Linked DNA regions of Homo sapiens: region 1 is linked to region 2. A link is a contact called in ENCODE Hi-C or POLR2A ChIA-PET data. All regions are on one chromosome and are shown on one strand. Each heading gives the region's core, a stretch centred on a gene start or an enhancer-like site at or near the end of the contact. The rest is flanking DNA. Distances are from core to core; before and after follow the strand shown. Region 1 holds the start of HNRNPH2 (heterogeneous nuclear ribonucleoprotein H2). Region 2 holds the start of CENPI (centromere protein I).

The links. A loop is a pair of places that touch in the nucleus more often than their neighbours do. ChIA-PET counts read pairs that join two places held with the same protein, here RNA polymerase II (POLR2A). Pooled maps may share reads with other maps.
Region 1: a loop to region 2 is called in a map of CD8-positive, alpha-beta T cell, with 31 times the contacts of the local background. The contact joins the promoter of HNRNPH2 here to the promoter of CENPI in region 2. A Hi-C loop is called at or near these places in 5 of 168 maps with a recorded cell type or tissue (CD4-positive, alpha-beta T cell, CD8-positive, alpha-beta T cell and naive thymus-derived CD4-positive, alpha-beta T cell) and 22 of 50 pooled maps. POLR2A ChIA-PET finds 5 or more read pairs at or near these places in 7 of 52 experiments (A549, A673, CD4-positive, alpha-beta T cell and 4 more).

The regions. Positions count from the first base shown.
Region 1 is chrX:101,405,618-101,412,066 of GRCh38, reverse strand. It overlaps HNRNPH2 (heterogeneous nuclear ribonucleoprotein H2), which reads right to left and starts at 3,845. Exons shown (of 2, transcript NM_019597.5): 1 at 3,748-3,845; 2 at 1-131. The coding sequence starts at 78. It overlaps RPL36A-HNRNPH2 (RPL36A-HNRNPH2 readthrough), which reads right to left. Exons shown (of 4, transcript NM_001199974.2): 4 at 1-131. The coding sequence ends at 75. It overlaps GLA (galactosidase alpha), which reads left to right and starts at 4,142. Exons shown (of 7, transcript NM_000169.3): 1 at 4,142-4,357. The coding sequence starts at 4,164.
Region 2 is chrX:101,092,157-101,099,688 of GRCh38, reverse strand. CENPI (centromere protein I) reads right to left here and starts at 1,485. Exons shown (of 22, transcript NM_001386188.2): 1 at 1,441-1,485; 2 at 1,150-1,245. It overlaps TMEM35A (transmembrane protein 35A), which reads right to left. Exons shown (of 2, transcript NM_021637.3): 2 at 3,322-5,116. The coding sequence ends at 4,733. RefSeq lists an enhancer at 1,722-1,781.

The DNA.
Region 1 (6,449 bases), core at 2,596-5,095, 310 kb before region 2:
TTCATCGGCTGAGCAGGACCAGGGTAGGCCCCTGACCTTCACCACGAACCCCTCCCTGCCTTCCGTGCTCAGCATCATGGTGATTGTTGGGCTCTTGGTGGCAAGTTTGGCTCAATGCAATTTTGGTGTAGCTGAAAAAAAAAAAAAGAAGACTACTGTCATGGAAAAATGCTCGTGATATAGTAAGAGAAAAAAGCAAACTATTAATAGAAAATTCAATTATGCTGACAGCTTTTCTGTAAGACGTCTGTATAAACAGAGAGTTCACCAAATTTTTAACTCATTCATTTTTTAGCAGTTATTTATTCAATGCCTATTACGTGTTAGATACCATTAAAAATTAACAGCAATCGGCCGGGTGCGGTGGCTCACGCCTGTAATCCCAGCACTTTGGGAGGCTGAGGTGGGTGTATCACCTGAGGTCAGCAGTTCGAGACCAGCCTGGTCAACATGGTGAAACCCCGTCTCTACTAAAAATACAAAAAATTGGCTGGGCGTGGTGGCAGGTGCCTGTAATCCCAGCTACTCGGGAGGCTGAGGCAGGAAAATCGCTTTTATGTACCCAGGAGGTGGAGGTGAGCCAAGATCACGCCACTGCACTCCAGCCTCAGCGACCAGAGCAAAACTCCGTCTCAAAAAAAAAAAAAAAAAAAAAAAAAAAATTAACAGCAACAAATCAGTGGGAGATGTCAACAAATAAAAGATGGCTATATCTGAATATATAAACATAAAAAACTTCACTAGATCAAAAGATTAAACAACAATTAAAACACAAACAAAACACAGGTTATGTAAGTTCTTTATATAATATCTTCATTATATAAAAATGTATGCAAATCAATAAAATCAGGGAAATATTTGGGCTCCAGAGATAAATGAAAAAAAGACATTATTGGGAATTCACACATTCATTTTAGAAACATTTTTTAGTTGCCATGTCCAATATTCGGCTCTGGCATACAAGAATCAATAAGCCCAGAATGGGCTTATGGTCCTACAGGAGCACCGAATGTCATTATTAAAGATGTAAATGCAAATATACATTATACTTGCCATGACCCTCTGAGTGGAGTGTAAGCATAGTATCAAAGAGGGACTAGTTGATCAGTTCTATTGGTTGGAGGCCAAATGGTTAAATGAAACAGACTAATCTGCCCAGGGATCCATAAACATTTTTTTTTCTTAATTATGATGAAGCACAAATAGGAGAGGGAAAAGCAAGTGAAAAGACTGGCAAGGCATAGATCAGATCCCAAAGACTTTGATATACAAACACTAAGCGCCTTTTAAGACTTTTAAACCGGGGAGTATGTAGGGTGACTTCACCAAAACTCTTTCAGACAGATCACCCTGGCAACAGCGTGGCACTCAAACAGAAGGGGGTCGACGTGGAACTAGGGAGATTAGTTAGAACTTGTCTCATAAATATATGTTAAAGGAATCGCCTAAGGCAACAGGAGTAAAATGGAGAAAAGATGTATCTACACATACCAAAAAAAGTGGAATCTGCGGGACTTGATAACAGATTAAGTATGAGAGAATACAGGTATAGGAGGATACAGGAGAGGAATCTGGGAAATGTTCAAATTTAATCAATCTTCCAGCAAGTTAAAATCAGAACTAATCGTTATTTTTCACCCATCAAGATAATGGAAATTAAACAGCAACAGTAAATCAGTGCTATGCAGTTCACAAACTAATACACTACCAGAAGAGTGATAATTGATATAAACTATTTCCTTTTTGATAAACCCCACTATATCCTGAAAGCAATTTGATAATATGTATCACGCCTTTTGACAGCAAATACATTTCAGTTATGTGCCCTAAGGAGATGATCTGAAATTCAGACAGATTTATGGAGCTATATATTCTTTGAAAAGTACTTTATTAAGAAAACGAATATTATGCATTTAATTTTAAAAGTTACAAAAATATTTAATAACATGAGAAATTACTTATGCTATAATTGTAAGTGACCCAAGAGCACAACTGCTTTACAATATCAACTGTGTACAAAATACATGTTCCCATACCCTTTGACACTGCTAGAATCCTTCCAGGAATCTAGTCAACAGAAATACTTACAAATGTTCCTTGCAGCACTGTTAGTAATGGCAGAAAATTGGAAACCTAAATAGCCATCATTAGAGGAATGGCTGAATGAATTATACTTTATCCTTAAACTGGAATGCAATGCAGCCATTTAAAAAAAATCTATCTGCCTTGACCCAGAAAGATCTCCAAAATACATTAAATAAAAGAATATACATAGTATGATCCTACTTATAGTAAAAGATTGGCATGCATGTATATACGTATGTAAATAAATAAAAGATCTGGAAGCAAACTTGTTTTTGAGAGAACTGAAGGGTGGGGGGGTGAAGTGGGCTTTTCGCTTTTTACCCTATATACTTCTATACAGTTTTAATTCTTTACATTTGCTGTACTGGGATTTTTTCTTTTTAAGTTAGAAAGAACATATTAGTGGTTACTCTGAGTGGGAGGTTTATGGATTTTCCATGTTATTTTTCCAATTTTTTTATGCAGCCTTAAATTTCTACAGAAATAATTACTTTTACTTCAGCAAAAAAAGTAACATAAAACAAATTAAAATGTTTGCATTTCTGGGATTTGGTATAGGAAATTTTATAAAATTTTCTAATTTTGTATGTGGATGGTTTATCTGAAATGGTCTGGGAGCACTGGGCCTCTTGGAAACAAAGTACAAAGTGTAATAACGGCCATAAAACTACACTGAGGAAACGATTTAACAAACATTTACTGATTGCCGATTATGTGCCTAGCACACTGCATCTGCAGTGATAACAGTTTTCCTATTAACCATCCTAAGGTCTCAGTGACAGATTTACAAGCTGTTTTTTTATTTCATTTTGCAGGATTTTTTTTTTTTTTTTTGCTTGCCTTATCCCTGGGATAACCCGTCCCATTTAATTCCCTGCACCGCTCTATTCCTTAAGAGCCCTTCTGTAGGGGCAGAGAGGTTCTACTTCATTACTGCGTCTCCTGGGAAGGCCATCAGGACTGCTGGCTAAAGTGGGAACCAGGACTCTTTGTGAGTTAAGAATTTGTGTATTTATATGTGTGTTATACACATTTTTTAAAAAACTGTAACGACATCAGGTTGAGCAGTCGTCTCCGGGTGGTGAATTATGTGTATTTTTAAATTTTATACTATATTGTTATTTTTCAAATGTTCGAAATTGAATATGTAGATTGTTGTTATCAGCAGAAAAATAAACATTATTCAAATACTCTATTCAGTAAAGTAATTTATTGGGCGCCTTTGTCAAGCACGCATTTGCCTAGATGTGACTCTACAGATAAAATTCACTTGGGGCCTCCCCTTACAGACAATCAGGCAGTGGAGACTGAGTGCCTGAATGGATAGACCAGCACTCAGACCACTATTTTCAGTATCTGTTTTTCTTAACTCAGGGCCGTGGTTTTCAAACGTTTTTCGCCTTACGGTCACCCTTAGGGGTCCCCCGAGACCGGCCCAGACAGACAGATATACAAAAACACATACACAGTCATGAGCGTCCACCATTTCCCCACCAGGCGCAGCACAGGCGGCTTCCCGGCACTGAGATGGGGGGGAGGAGGGAGAGAGCGCGAGGGGGGAGGGGAAAGCAGAGAACGAAAGAGGCGGAGGCGGCCCCCGAACCCCGCTCTGGTCTTCATCATCACCACCCCTGGGTCCCCAGTTCCCACCCACACACCAACCTCTAACGATACCGGGTAATTTTCCTCCTTCTTCCCTCAAACGGCTATAGCGAGACGGTAGACGACGACCAGAACTACTTCTGCTCACGTAAGCGAGTAATCACGTGAGCGCCTACGTCATGTGAGATCTCGGTCACGTGAGCAACTCTCGGCTTAAACTCGGGATCACTAAGGTGCCGCACTTCCTTCTGGTATGGAAATAGGGCGGGTCAATATCAAGAAAGGAAGAGGGTGATTGGTTAGCGGAACGTCTTACGTGACTGATTATTGGTCTACCTCTGGGGATAACCGTCCCAGTTGCCAGAGAAACAATAACGTCATTATTTAATAAGTCATCGGTGATTGGTCCGCCCCTGAGGTTAATCTTAAAAGCCCAGGTTACCCGCGGAAATTTATGCTGTCCGGTCACCGTGACAATGCAGCTGAGGAACCCAGAACTACATCTGGGCTGCGCGCTTGCGCTTCGCTTCCTGGCCCTCGTTTCCTGGGACATCCCTGGGGCTAGAGCACTGGACAATGGATTGGCAAGGACGCCTACCATGGGCTGGCTGCACTGGGAGCGCTTCATGTGCAACCTTGACTGCCAGGAAGAGCCAGATTCCTGCATCAGGTATCAGATATTGGGTACTCCCTTCCCTTTGCTTTTCCATGTGTTTGGGTGTGTTTGGGGAACTGGAGAGTCTCAACGGGAACAGTTGAGCCCGAGGGAGAGCTCCCCCACCCGACTCTGCTGCTGCTTTTTTATCCCCAGCAAACTGTCCCGAATCAGGACTAGCCCTAAACTTTCTCTGTGTGACCTTTCCTGGGATGGGAGTCCGGCCAGCGGCCCCTGTTTCTTTCTCTCTCTCTCTCTCTCTCGTTCTCCTTCTCTTTCTCTTTCTCTTCTTTCCTCTCTCTTTCTCTCTCTCCCTGCCCGGTTCTCTTTTTTCACTGCTCCTTGCAGAGCAGGGCCACCCCATAGGCAGTGTGCCCAAAGTAGCCCTGCCCGGTTCTATTCAGACCCTTCTTGTGAACTTCTGCTCTTCCTCTGCCGGGTGCTAACCGTTAGAACATCTAGGGTGGGTAGGAGGAATGGGGAACTAAGATTCGTGCCATTTTTTCTCCTTTTGGGGTCGTGGATTTCTCGGCAGTATCTCGAGGGAGTTAGAGAGACCATAAGGTCGCTGAGATCTCTCCCACCTCGCCCATGAGCGTGGCATCAGGCTGGAAGGTTGACATGGAGGAACTTTATACATTTACACCTTTGCGTGAGGGTTGAGGCTGGATTAGATAGGTATTGAACATATCTGACCCTCACAATCCTTATCTGTAAATTGGGATTACAACCTTTTAATTTCAGGGAGCTGACAAAAAAAATCTGAAAAATAGTTCTTATCTCACACAGGTGAGTTTTCAAGGAGATAACCTATTTAAAGTACATAGCACAGCGCTTGACCATTCAACTGCGCTTACAGAGCAAATGTTCAATGGGAAAATGAATGTAAATCTACAAATCTGAATGAATATGTGTATTTTTCTGGAGAGAGGATATTTACCTTTCTTCAAATTCTCAAAGGGCTCTGTGATTTAAAAAAGGTTAGGAATCACTGATAGATGTTGGTAAAAGGTGGCAGTCACAGTACATTTCTGTGTCCATAAGTTATTCCTATGAATATCTTTATAGATAAAGTCAGGATGTTGGTCAGACATCACAGAAGAAATTGGCCTTGTAAGTTTCATGTGACCCTGTGGTACAGTATGTGTGGCAATTTTGCCCATCACGGATTTTTTTTTATTGGTATTTGCATCTGATTATAAAACTAATGCATGATCATTGCAAAAAATGTAGATAAAGAAGAGCAAAATGAAAATAAAGATTTCCCCCCACCGTTCCACCACCCAGAAATAATCATGGTTTAAATGTTAATATACAACCTTACAATTGTTTTCTATATAAATGAAAACATAGATTTCTTTATTTCATTATTTTCCATAAAAAATGGATCATGTTTATGTCATGTTTGGCTAATGGCAAGACCCTGGCACCCAGTCTGGGCTCAAATTCTGCCTCATTGTTACTTAGCCCTGTGACATTGGGTAAATTACACTTTTTTTTTTTTTTTTTTTTTGAGACGGGGTCTCGCTCTGTCGCCCAGGCTGGAGTGCAGTGGCACGATCTCGGCTCACTGCAAGCTCCGCCTCCTGGGTTCACGCCATTCTTCTGCCTCAGCCTCCCGAGTAGCTGGGACTACAGGCGCCTGCCACCACGCCTGGCTCTTTTTTTTTTTTTTTTTTTTTTTAGTACAGACGGGGTTTCACCATGTTAGCCAGGGTGGTCTCAATCTCCTGACCTCGTGATTCGCCCGCCTCAGCCTCCCAAAGTGCTGGTGTGAGCCACCGTGCCCAGCCTTACTTTTTTTTTTGAGAGGGGGTCTCACTCTGTCACCCAGGTTGGAGTGCAGTGGCGCGATCTCTGCTCAGTGCAAACTCCACCTCCCGGGTTTAAGCAGTTCTCCTGTCGTAGTCTCCTGAGTAGCTGGGATTACAGGCACACCACCACGGCCAGCTAATTTTTGTATTTTCAGTAGAGACGGGTTTCACCATGTTGCCCAAGCTGGTCTCGAACTCCTGGCCTCAAGTGATCTGCCCGCCTTGGCCTCCCAGAGTGCTGGGATTACAGGTGTGAGCCACCGCACCCGGCCTCTTTTTTCTTTTTTAGTCTA
Region 2 (7,532 bases), core at 236-2,735:
AGAAAACCTCTCTGAGGTGACCTTTAAACTGAGATTTGAATGCCAAGAAGGAACCAGCCCTGTGAAGATCTGGTGGAAGAGTATTTCATGGAGAGAGAAGAGGAAGACATGCTAAGACTAAGACCTTAAAGCAAAAAGAGCTTTATGTGTTAAAGAAACAGCAGCTTGGCTGGGCAAGGTGGGTCACACCTATAATCCCAGCACTTTGGGAAGCTGAGGGCAACATAGTGAGACATTGTTTCTTTTTTTTTTTTTTTGAGACAGTCTCACTCTGTCACCCAGGCTGGACTGCAGTGGCGCAATCTCTATCTCGGCTCACCACAACCTCCGCCTCCCGGGTTCAAGCAATTCTCCTGTCTCAGCCTCCCAAGTAGGTGGAATTACAGGCGCACACCACCATACCCGGCTATTTGTTGTATTTTAGTAGAGACTGGGTTTCACCATGTTAGCCAGGCTGGTCTCGAACTCCTGACCTCAAGTGATCCACACCTGCCTCAGCCTCCCAAAGTGCTGGGATTACAGGCGTGAGCCACCACGCCTGGCCCAACTCTGTCAAAAGAAAGAAGAAAGAAAGGAAAGAAAGAAAGAAAGGGAGGGAGGGAGAGAGAGAGAGACAGACAGAGACAGAAAGAAAGAAAGAAAAGAGAAAAGAAAAGAAACAGTAGTAACATCAGTCTGGAGGGAGTGGAATGAAAGAGGTAAAAGGTAATGAGCGATGAAGTCAGAACGTAGCCAGGGACTAAGTTCATATTGGGATTTGCAGGCCAGAGTAAGGAGTTTGGATTTTAAATGTCATGGGAAAACATAGGGGAAGGGGGAAAGGTTAGAGAGGGGAGCAATACCACCTGATTTGTGTTTGACGATCATGTTAGCTGCAGTGCAGAGACGAGAATGTTAGAGGTCAAGGAGCGGCAAGAAACCAAATAAAAGGCTGTCGCAGAAGTCCAGAAGAGGTTTGACTGTAGCCTGCACTAGGCCTAGGGTGTAGAGGTGGAAAATGATTGGATTCGTGCAATGTTTTGGAGTTAGACAAAGTAGGCCGTGATAAAAGAATTGGATGTAGGGAAAAGGGAAGAGGAACCAAAAATGACTTCTAAGTTTTTGGCTGCAAATAGGAAAAACTAAAGGAATAGTCGGAATGACACTTACTCAATCCCACCTCCCTGGAACAGATGAGGCCAGATCAGGAGAGGAATATGTCCAAACCAGTGGGACGTTACAGGTTCCGAGTTATTTCCTAGGTTCCTAGGAAAGAAGGGCAGGGGAGCAGCTTCTGACCCCACCCAGTTGAACCATCCCAGCGCTTCCCAAGGATCCCTGGTGCGAAACTGGCTACGGAAAACCCGACCGCAGTCACACCTTGCAGGATAGTCCCACCCTCAAAAGTAAAAAAATTCTCTTCGCCCCCATTTCGCGCGGTGCTTAAAAGTACCTCCTCACCTAAGACACTCTACCTGCAGCCGCACAGGCCTCTGACCACCGAATGCCGCCTCCGGAATTCAAAGAAGCTGACTCCACCCCACGCATGCGCTTCCGCGCAGACCCAGAGGGGCGGCTGGGCGGAGCAACGCACTCAGCTGAAGCCTGATTGGCTAGAGGTGGCGGGAGGCTCGGTGGCGGGAGGTGGCGCGCGCGACGACGCTGGCGTAGAACCAATTACGGAGAGCGGCTTGCCCCACCCACCTGGGCCTGTGAGGAGAGCAGCGAGTGGGCCGTTGCTGCTGGAGTCAGCTGATTGGCTGGCGTTCCCACTGTGCTAAGAATATAAGAATGTTCACATTCGTCATTTTGCGTATAACGGGACAATTCGTGTCTCGGTTCTTGAATTTAACATGATCAATTATAGTGATTATTTTGCCTAGGCTGACCCCAGATGTCGGGACTTTGTAGGAAAATGTGAAACCGCAAATTTCACAATAAAGGTGGCTTCTCCCTGGCCGAGACTTAAGTTAAAGGGCCTGTCGCTTTCCCCGTGTGAACCTAGGGCGTGGGAGGAAAGAAAGGCTGGGTCTGCCCTCCTTTTACCGACAATGGGTATGGATATCCTCCAAGGTTTTCTATAAACCGGCTGTCAACATGTAACTATTCCTAACCATGAGGAGTTAATTGACCTTGAAAACAGCCACAAGGGTTTAGTCTGAGCTCTCAGCTTAGTCCCTAATTTAATCTCTTATTAGAGTAGGAATAAGAGAGAAAAGATAAATTTAATGACTCTCACTGAGTTGTTGAGACCAAAACATACCTATAAACTTTAGGTAAACTTGGCGGGGGGCGGGGAGGACTGCAGTCTTAGAGATGAATAATCAAAGTTTAAGTTTATGTAGTTGGGAAAGGATACAGCAAAAATAACTTTACCACATCATATATGGTTTTCAGAATAGTTTCACCAACTCTTATTTAATCATGCATGACAACTGAGGCTCTTCAATTTTTTCTGATAGATGTTGTCCTTTAATAAAGTTGAAAATTTCTTGAATCATTTTTCATGTTTTTAATCATGTTTCATAGGCTCAAAGAAATGTAAATTGGAAGGAAATTTAAGGTTTCAACATTCTTCTTTTTGTAGATGATTAAACTGGAGCCCTGAGTGGTGAAATATCTTGCCTAATGTGACAGGTCTGTGGCAGTGCAACTTGTACCACTTTGTGGAGAGATATATATATGTAGTGAAAGATAGTGATTCACCTTTGATACACCTTCAATTTTCTCCGAAATCATTTTTCTAACTTCCCTTGGCATCACCTAATTAAGCAAAACTCCTAAAACCTGGACATTGTATTGAGATCCTAATTATGTGGCTTTCTGTCTTGCATGCTAACATCACAAAAGTGTGGGGGAGCGTAAATAAAATTGGAAAGTTGGGCCAGGCGAGGTGGCTCATACCTGTAATCTCAGCACTTTGGAAGGCCGGGCCAAGCAGACTGCTTGAGCCCAGGGGTCCGAGGCCAGACTGGGCACCATGGCAAAATCCCGTCTCTACAAAAAATAAAAAATTAGCCGGGCATGGTGGCGTATGCCTGTAGTCCCAGCTATTCGGGAGGCTGAGGTGGGAGGATCACTTGAACCTGGTAGATTGAGGCTGCAGTGAGCTGTGATCCCACCACTGCACTACAGCCTGGGCAACAGAGCAAGACCATGTCTCAAAAAAAAAATAAGAAAAAGAAAAAAAGGAAATTGGAAAGTTGGCAACCTTATTAGCATATTAAGTGATTAAACTCCCTCTTCTCTTTCCTCTCCTCCTTCAGCCAGACTCAGAAAAAGAGAGGCTAAATCCTTTGATATGATCCTTACTTTCCAGATTTTCAGTATTTGTCCAGACAGTTTCCTCCAAATTTCAAAAAGTTTTATTTTGAAAGAATGAGAGAAATAAAACAGAGAGGTATCAATTACCAAGAACAATTACACTGAAGAAAACACAATAATAAGTACTCTTCCCACACAACCCCCCCCATTTCCCCATCCCTGGCACAATAATATTAAAACCACCAAAGCACACCTAACAAGGAAAAACAACAGTACGTAATGAAAAAAGCAAATGTCCATACTGCTCAGTCCAACTAACCCTTATGAAATGTCCTTCCCCCAGCTAAACCCTACCCACTGGAATGATAAAGAAATGTAGAGACAACCCTAGGGGAGACTTGGAACTCTGCTTATACTAGCAAAGCTCAGTGAAGAATCAGTAAGAGTAGTGAATCTGTTTGGCAGTGAAACACTGGATATAGCTTCTTTTTCAAATTTTGGATGATTGCAGAGAACAGGTAGAGTTTGAGGCTCACAGACTTCTAACAGGACTGATCCCTGTTCCCTCAACCGTAACAGTGGAGCAGCTGCCAAATCCTGGTTGGCTGCTGAGAATAGTGGAAGTGAGGCAACTTTGGGCTTAAGACAATCTGAAAAAGATGTCTGGAAACAAGTTTACTGCTTCAGTTTCAAACTGTGAGTAAAGGGTTTTAATAGGTGGGGCTTGGACAAAGGCAAGGTGAAACTTCCTATATTATCACTTGAAGAATTAAACTATCAATTTGACTGCATGCATCCCTTGTTTTAATTAAATTCAATATGGACTATTTAAAATGTAAACAACTGTTGGACTAGAGCCTAATTAATTTCATATATAACTCAGTGTCCGAAATTGAATGTTTTTTTTTTTCTCCTAAAGTAGTAAGTTTAAGTTGTTAGTATCTGTGGAGAGATTCCCGGCCATGAGACTACATGACTTGTTTCATATCAGGATTCTCTTCATAGGAAATTTGTTTTATTCCGCCTTTGCTGGAATCAATCTATAAAGGGAAGGATGCCTGTGCAGGATTAGTTCAAGATCAGCGCCTTCTCTGCTTGTGTGTGCGTGAGTGTGTGCGCGTGCGCGCGCGCGCGCACACACACACACACACACACACAGAGTAGTTAAATACATTTTCCCACACACAATCTCACAGTCACATGCTTGTTGGAGTCCATCTCACAATTACACTTCAATAGTAGCCGTATACATGTACATGCAGCAAGATGTGAGAGTTGCCCCAGAGTGATTAAAGGTGGCGCACAAATGTCAATGTGGGGAAGTCATTTTAGCATATAGATGTACACAAGCCAATAGGGTCATTAACTTGCAGATTACATTTTTCACTTTCCCCAAGATAAATAAATCAAATGAAAAACACACACTGACATCTTCCTGGTGTCATGGACGCAACTGCCTGGAAGGTCCACTCTTTGCACTTCCACTTTTCTATGACACCTTCACTTTGCCCTGAGGGGCCTTCTCATATAAGGAGGGTTGCTCCTCAGCATTCCCTGGCAAAGGCTTCTTCTCAGAAGACCGGTCTTCGGGCTTGCGAGCAATCAGCAGGCGGCAAGTGAGCAGGATTCCAAACACCAGAGCATGGGCGTAGCGTTTGAGAGGATCACCGACCAGCTGGTGGAAGAAGAGCACAGCCAACACCAGCAACAGTAGGAAGAAGTTGGCCACATCTTTGGGACGCCCAGGCACAAGGGTCATGACGATGCCACAGGCCACTTCAAGGGCACCAATGCTTTTTCGGAGGAGAATGGAATTGATCCCCATTTTCTTCAGCAGAGGGAGGGCTCGAACATAGCTCTTGTAAGCACGTTTCTAGAGTGAGAATATTGTAAGGAAATTACTGCATTAACCATGATTTTAACATTAGAATGAAGAAAACACAAGCAGAGTCCTCTCCCCTTTCACACCAGCCACTGGTGTCCCATTATATATAATTTTTCTTATCTTAATTATATGTAATTAAACTAAGAGGCCAGGCACAGTGGCTCACACCTGTAATCTCAGCACTTTGGGAGGCCGAGGTGGGCAGATCACCTGAGGCCGGGAATTGGAGACAGCTTGGCCAACATGGTGAAACCCCATCTCTACTAAAAATACAAAAATTAGCCAGGAGTGGTGGCGGGCACCTGTAATCCCAGCTACTTGGGAGTCTGAGGCACAAGAATGGTTTGAACTCGGGAGATGGAGATTGCAGCGAGCTGAGATTGCACCACTGCACTCCAGCCTGGGCGACAGAGTGAGACTCCATCAAAAAAAAAAAATCCAAACACAAGCAATCTGCTGGAATCCCTGTGATTTAAACCTTAGTAGCATCTTTGCTATGGTCTGAATGTTTGTGTCCCCAACAAAAACCATATGTTGAAATCATAACCCCCAAGATGATGGTATTAGTAGGTGGGGCTTTGGGAAATGATTATGTCCATGAGGGTGGAGTGTTCCTAAATGAGATTAATTCCTTTATAACAGAGGCCTCAGAGAGCTGACTTGCCCCTTCTGCCATGTGAGGACACAGTTAGAAGGCACCATCTGTGAAGAGAAAGTGGGCCCTCAATAGACACCAAACTGCTCCCACCTTGATCTTGGACTTCTCAGCCTACAGAACTATGAGAAATAAATTTCTGTTGTTTATAAGCTACCCAGTTTATGCTATTTTATTATACCAGTCTGAATGGACTAAGACAAGCACCAAAGGTAATAAGGCGAATAATTTGATTTTATAGTTTAAAAGCATTTATGATTATAAATCATAAATAGCATTAATACTTTTTTTTAGCCGGGTGCAGTGGCTCACGCCTGTAATCCCAGCATTTTGGGAGGCCGAGGTGGGCAGATCACCTGAGGTCAGGAGGTCTAGAACAGCCTGGCCAACATGGTGAAACCCCATCTCTGCTAAAAATACAAAAATTAGCCGGGTGTGGTGGGGCATGCCTGTAATCCCAGCTACTCGGGAGGCTGAGACAGGAGAATCACTTGAACCCAGGAGGCAGAAGTTGCAGTGAGCCAAGATCGTGCCACTGCGCTCCAGCCTGGGCGACAGAGCAAGACTCCATCTCAAAAATAAATAAATAAATAAATAAGCAAATAAATAAATAAATAAAAAGAATTTTTTAAAAATTCACTAGGCCCATAAAAACTGGTACATGTTAGCCACATCCATATTTTCTAGTGCCTGCTTTGTCAAAACCCAGATGCATATGAATACTAAGCAAAATGAAACAAGGTAAGGCACAGTATGGTAAAGATTCACTAATTTGAACTTCCCTAAATTGGAATTTGTTATATTTCAGAAAAGAGCGAAGCTGGAGTTTATATTTGTAGAATCTATAAAAATGAAAGTGTTTGCTGAGAAAATAGAAAAATAAAAATGTATGCAAATGTCAGCCCTTTATATATCTTTAAAATATAGTAAGACAAAATCATTCTCATTTCATTGAGATAAATCCCCAAACCTTTATAAGAAGCTACTTTGGCTAGCTTCATTCCTTAAATTTTATTTTATTTTATTTATTTATTTTTATTCTTTTGAGACGGAGTCTCACTCTGTCGCCCAGGCTGGAGTGCAGTGGTGGAATTTTGGCTCACTGCAACCTCCGCCTCCCAGGTTCAAGCGATTCTCCTGCCTCAGCCTCCCACATAGCTACCATGCACTACCACACCTGGCTGATTTTTTTTTTTTTTTGTATTTTTAGTAGAGATGGGGTTTCGCCATGTTGGCCAGGCTGGTCTCGAACTCCTGACCTCAGGTGATCTGCCCACCTTGGCCTCCCAAAGTGCTGGAATTACAGGTGTGAGCCATTGCGCCCAGCCTCATTCCTTAATTTTGATTCAAGAAATATTTATTGTACACCTATTATGGGTTTTGCATCAATGATACAGAGATAAATTAGACAGGGTCATGAAGCTTTCAGACTAGTAGGGGGAAACAGATATGTAAACAACATAAAGCAGCACAGTTAGTGGTACATAAATAGAGATCTGTATAAGATCACAAAGTAACAGAATTATATTGATCTTAGAGTTACAGATCATTCATATTTTTCACTATCCATTTTGGCCTGTTCCTCATTTTGGAGTAAATTGATGAGATTTTATCAAGTGTCTTATTGGGTTGGTCCACTGCTTTGTTTTCTTTTAGTATCCATTCATTCATTCAATGTTTATTTTCTCTTTTTTCTTTTCTTTTTTTTTTGCTTTCCAGGAGGTGCTCTCATCTGAGTTCAATATTTAT